Linked DNA regions of Mus musculus: region 2 is linked to region 1. A link is a loop called in an ENCODE intact Hi-C map of the cell type or tissue named here. Cell type or tissue: gastrocnemius. All regions are shown on one strand. Each heading gives the region's core, and the rest is flanking DNA. Links, peaks and the distances in the headings are about the cores only. Region 1 overlaps Gigyf2 (GRB10 interacting GYF protein 2). Region 2 has its middle 20 kb from the start of Efhd1.

Region 1 (2,808 bases), core at 308-2,807:
AAATTTTACTTGAGAAAAATTTAAGGATCAGATAGCTACTTAGATAATTCCAGATGACCTTTTTTTTTTTTTTTTTCCTATTCAGATGACTTTATTATAAGGAGAATAATTATAGACACCTTGTTTTCTGAGGAAGACACAGGAAACTCCCCTGGGGTTTCTCTCACCCCACCTCCCTCAAAAAAGTCTCAGGTCTTTGCTTACAAAAGGGAGCAACCCCTTCCCTCCCACTCACCCAGCACTTTCATTTATATCTTTGTTAAAATAGTTAATATCTCTTTTTTTCAATTCGATTGTCTTAAGAAAGAACCAATTTCTCTATTAAAGACTGTTATTTCTCAGTTTTGGTCAGTCCACCAGAGTTATTAGTTAGGCAGTCCTCAAACTTTCCTTGAAAGAAGGTTTTCAGGCTTGATTGGCAAAGGTAGGTAGGGGCAAGAGAATATAATCACGAGGCTGCTAGATTACTGTCCATACTCAGTGAAAAAAAGAGAAGTTCTGTCAGGTGGCCCTCTAAAAAAGGGCTAAAGGGATGATGAGTGAGCTGCTAGCCAAAGGAGCTGTGTTTTAGAAGAGAATATTAAGATTTGTTAAAAAAAAACAAACAAAACCCAATTGACAAGTGCCTGTTATGGTAGGCCCCAACCTCCCTCCCCAGCCTTTCTAGCTTGGAGTTACATTCAGCTTCTCTTTAATATATTTGCAAGTTAACCTTTGCTGTCCTTAGTGTCTTTCCTTTTCTCTTTTCCTGATAAAGGTTCAGAACAATATTTAAGTAATTCTGACTGAAGAAGGGGCATGCTAAAAGACAAGAATGCAAAAGATTGCAGATTTAAGACATAAACTTAAAGACATTTGTCTTTACTGTAATGTGAAGTGTGGGAGAGGTGAGCCTGGAGGCACACTTCTCTGTGACTTGGCATTTTATATGGCCATTGTGCTCCAACAAAGACCCATCTCTTTGGTCCCTATCTCTTATTACATATGGTAGGACTGGACTCTTGAAAGGTGGGAGGTAAAGTCCATAGGATTTAGAACCATTGTCTTGGTTTTTGTTTTTTGTTTTTGCAGTGTTAAAGCACTTTGTAGAATAATACAGTGGTAAGATAAGCCAGGTTGTATTGGGTTTTGAAATTATAAGGAAATAATGAAGCGGGGATTCATATTTGTAGAATGAAAGATGAATAGTTCAGAGCTACAAGTAAGGTGCTATACTAAAAAGTCACTGCTATATGTATATTTAAAGACTAAGGAAGAACGTAGGAGATGAGATTCTAGAAAAGAGGATCGAATGGCAGTGGTTAGAAGTCATGGTGCGCGTTGGGGAGGGGTATTCTCATGCGCTTAGCTTTTCCATGTATCTGAGTCGGGAGCCCTGGGAATTGACTTTGAGTCAGATCACACTGCTTATTCCAGCTCGATAAACCACCTTTTTTTCTCCCCTTTTCTTTTTAAAATTGCTTTAATCTCTTCACAGATACTGTAGAGGGAGCTCTGATAGTGTTACTTTTAGTGAATATGGTGCCTGTAAGAAGTTCTTGGTCCTTTTTGGGAAGTCATTGGGGTTCATAGGAAGGGACAGGGTAGTTAAATGAATTGGGAAACTTGATATGAGGAGCTTTTTTAGAATTAGGGATCTTAGGTTATGAGGGAGTCTCCAGGATTTTCACATGAATTAGCTTTGGTGTGCCCTCTGGTGTTAGAAACTACTGGGAAGAATATTGTCTTAGTATGATGTGGAAGATAATAAAATTAATTTCTAATATTTTAAAGTTAGTGTCTGGCAAATAAATTGGCTATTCAAAAGAAAAATTGGAATCTCATTAGTATAACATAGTCATTTAAATCAGAAATCCTGGGCTTGAATCTTAGTTCTGTGTGACTGCTCAGATGTAATAGTCTCAGTCCCTCTCTCTCCCTCCCTCCCTCCCTAAACCCCCCTCCCTCTCTGGCCTTTTTTTTTTTTTTTTTTTTTTTTCCCCAGTACTGGGGACAGAATCTCTGTATGCTTAGCCAAAGCCCTGTCATTACATTTCATACTTCTCTTTTGTATTGAGGTTCTTACAAAGCTTAAGTTAGAGCAAATATCCCAACATATATACATTTCCCAGCTTTTGTTCTTAGAGAGGCAACCTGCCTAACTTTTTCAGGGCAGTCCAAGTGCACGTTTATGGAGATTGAGGAGTGCACACAGAGACCAGAGGTCAACATTGAAGTTGTTCTTTGCACTTTAGCTAGCTTGCTTGCTTGCTTATTTACTTACTCTTTTTCTCTTCTCTTCTCTTCTCTTCTCTTCTCTTCTCTTCTCTTCTCTTCTCTTCTCTTCTCTTCTCTTCTCTTCTCTTCTCTTCTCTTCTTTCTCCTTCCCTCCCTCCCACCCTCCCCCTCCCCTCCCACCCTCCCCCTCCCCTCCCACCCTCCCCCTCCCTTCCCCTCCCCTCCCCTCCCCTCCCCTCCCCTCCCCTCCCCTCCCCTCCCCTCCCCTCTCCTCTCTTTTCTTTCTGATTCTCTCATTGAACTTGAAATTTGACCGAATAGATTGGCTGCCCAGTAAGACAGCTTCTACTTTCTCCACCCTTCTGTGTCCACCTCTCTGAGCTGTGAATGTAAACATCTGCCATCACACCTGTCTTTTTAAAAATTGGGTGTGTGGGAATCTGAACGCATGACCTAGTAAGTGCTTTGCCCACTGAGCTATCCCCAGCAGACAGAGCCCAACTCTTTGTTTGTTTGTTTGTTTGTTTTTTCTGAGACAGGGTTTCTCTGTGTAGCCCTGGCTGTCTTGGAACTCAATCTGTAGACCAGGCT
Region 2 (2,808 bases), core at 287-2,786, 120 kb before region 1:
AACAAAACAAAAAATCCCCCAAATTAGACAAACCGATAGACCCACAAAACGAGATATGATTCATCAGTAAAAAGAAAAGTATTAACAAACCATAAAAAGACACTGTCTCTCAAATGCCATTGCTACTCCATGACACTCTGAAAAAAGAAAAGCTATGGAGACAGGAAAGAGATGAGTAGTCGCTGGAGATTGTCAGGGTGGGAATAGGTGGAACATTCTGTAGACACAGCATGATAGGTTCCAATTGTCAACACATTGCAGAGTGCACACAAACAGCAAAGCCTAATGGAAGCTAGGAACTCTCAGCAATGAGGACATCAGCTCACGTTGTTCATCACGTCCAGCAGGCGCGCCTCCGCAATGCTGGATACAGTGGGAGCCTGGGGCAGTGCGGGTCCAGAACTGTGCGCTTCACTCCTGTTCCACCTATAAACCTAAATGTGCCCCTTTGTAAAAAGTACAGGTAGGAAGGGAGTGTCTGCTAACAGTCCCTGAGGGCTAAACTGTTAAATACTTTACCCTGCGCGTGTTTGTAAGTGCGAGAGAATGTTTGCTAGTGTGGAGGTGAGGAGCTTTTGGGAGTCAGTTCTCTCTTCCCACTGTGGGTTCTTGGGACTGAACGGCTTCTCTGCACAGGTGCCAGGTACTTTGCCTGTAAGCTACCTTGCTGCCCCAAAACATTTATTTTAATACATTAAGTGTGGGAAAGTGGGGCTGGAGAGGTGGCTCAGCGGTTAAGAGCACTGACTCCTCTTCCAGAGGTCCTGAGTTCAAATCCCAGCAACCACATGGTGGCTCCCAACCATCTGTAATGGGATCTGATGCCCTTTATGGTGTGTAGACAGCAACAGTATTCATATACATAAAATAAATAAATACATCTTTTTTTTTAAGTGTGAGAAAGTGAAGCAAATACAAACACAAAACATTATCCAAGAGGCAGCTTCTGGGCTCAGTGGGTAAAAATGCCAGGCCTGACAGTTTGAGTTTGATTCCCAAAACCCACATGGTGGAAGAAGACCATCTTATGTAAGTTGCCCTGTGACATCCACATATGCTCTGTAACATTAATTAATTAACTAATTAGTTCAAAAAACTTCAAAATCAGTCTTTAGTAGTTAGAGAGATGGCTCCGTGTTTAAAAGCTCTGGTTGATCTTCCAGAAGACCAGGATTTGGTTCCCAGCACCTATATGGTGGATCACAGCCATCTATAACTCCAGTTCCAGGCAATTTATTGGCCTCCTCTGTCTCCTAGGGTACCAGGCATGCACTTGGTAGACAGACAGACAGAACATGCATCACAAATCTTTAAAATGTTTTAAATCAGTTTTTTTAAAATACTGTTTCATGTTAGCCTAGTCAAGGAAATTCTTCACAGATGTGCCCGAAGGCCTGTCTCCCGGGTGAGTCCCTGACAACTTTTAACCGTCGCTATGACCAGATGGTAGTGAAGTCATCCAGGGACCATGCTAGCTTTTCTAATCGTTGTCATGGCTCCAGTATGAATCCTTTCTGTGTGAACAAAGACCGAGCCATCAAAGGGTCAGATACTCGGTGACACAGATCCCGAGTCCTGCGGCCACAGATGGAAAGAAGCCCTTAAGGTGTATGCCACAAAAATGCCCCCTTGCTTCACTGTGCTTGTTTCTTGAGCTGAGAGTAGCTGTTCCAAGAGTGTTTAAAGCCTACACTAAGGTCTAGACAGTGTTGTACACCTGCTAGACAGTGGTGACAGTGGGACCATTCTGAGGGCCTGCTTTCTGTGGTTTTGTCTTGCACTTTTAAAAAATATTTATTTGTAGGTTGAGTTCAATAGTGCATAGATTTAATCCTAGCACCCAGAAGGCAGAGGCAGGTGGATCTTGTGAGTTTGAGGCCAGCCAGTTCTCCGTATCACATCCAAGACAGCCAGAGCTGCATAATAAACTCTCCCATAAAGCAAACATTCATAGGTGTGCACCCCTGACCACACATGTAGAAGCCAGAGGCCCATGCTGTGTGTCTTCTTTAGTTACTCCCACTTTTATTATCATCAGCATTAATTGACAGGGTCTCTTTGTAACCCTGGATGTCCTGGAACACTATGTAGACAAGGCTGTCCTTGAACGCTCGGTGATCCTCCTGCTTCAACATCCCAGCTCCTGGGAGGAGAGAAGACCTTGGCAACAAGGGTCACGAGCAAGGGAAGACCAACTGTAGTGTTCACAGGAGTGGAGAAGTGCTCGAGTTCCCAGTGGCCAGAGTCAGTCTTGATTTAACTGCAGAGATGGGGGCCAGTTCCTGGTGCCACACCTTGAAAGTGAGGTGACGTTAGCCAAGAAGAGAAGGCCTTGCCTGGCCTGTTCTTCAAGGCTTGAATACAAGTCTTCAAAAGACTAGAGAAGTTTCCAATTGAGAGTTCAGCTTGCCATAAAAGCTCCGATGCTCTTTAAAGGCACATGGCATAGTCCACCTGCCAAAACCATAAATTTCACAGTGTTTGGTACCCAATAAAAATTCCTTGACATAGGAGGAGGAAGCAGAGAATGCCTTAGTCTGAAGAACAGACACTATAAATAGGCTCAACAAGGGCAAAGACTCCAAATTTCCATTTTAAATGAGTTTCCAACTAACATTCCCTAGTGAAGATTGGAACTAAAATCCCTCTTTTTGTCTCCTTGCTGTTGCCCCCTTCCTGTTCCCACCTAGCAGTGAGCTGTGGCCAGTGGCCCCCAAGAGTAGATCAGCCCTGCAAAGTGACCTTATCTTACCACACCAGGCCCCTTTGCCATTTCCAGTGTCACCTCCAGAAAGTCCTCCCTGGCCT

Evidence for each region. A loop is a pair of places that touch in the nucleus more often than their neighbours do. Peaks named below come from ENCODE experiments on the same cell type or tissue, not always from the same donor. Only the 100,000 strongest peaks of a DNase experiment are listed, where the experiment ranks them.
Region 2: a loop joins it to region 1, with 2.8 times the contacts of the local background. A loop is called at or near these places in 10 of 42 quality-filtered maps.

Annotation. Positions count from the first base shown.
Region 1 is chr1:87,358,300-87,361,107 of GRCm38, forward strand. The region is part of intron 3 of Gigyf2 (GRB10 interacting GYF protein 2); the gene reads left to right. Among named protein-coding and RNA genes, the nearest start is that of Gm22549, 18 kb to the left of the region's middle. In gastrocnemius, for the core only: a CTCF peak has its summit at 1,693 (motif pointing left); no DNase peak of the experiment used is centred there.
Region 2 is chr1:87,242,899-87,245,706 of GRCm38, forward strand. No RefSeq gene overlaps it. Among named protein-coding and RNA genes, the nearest start is that of Efhd1, 20 kb to the right of the region's middle. In gastrocnemius, for the core only: no CTCF peak of the experiment used is centred there; a DNase peak (open chromatin) is centred at 1,501.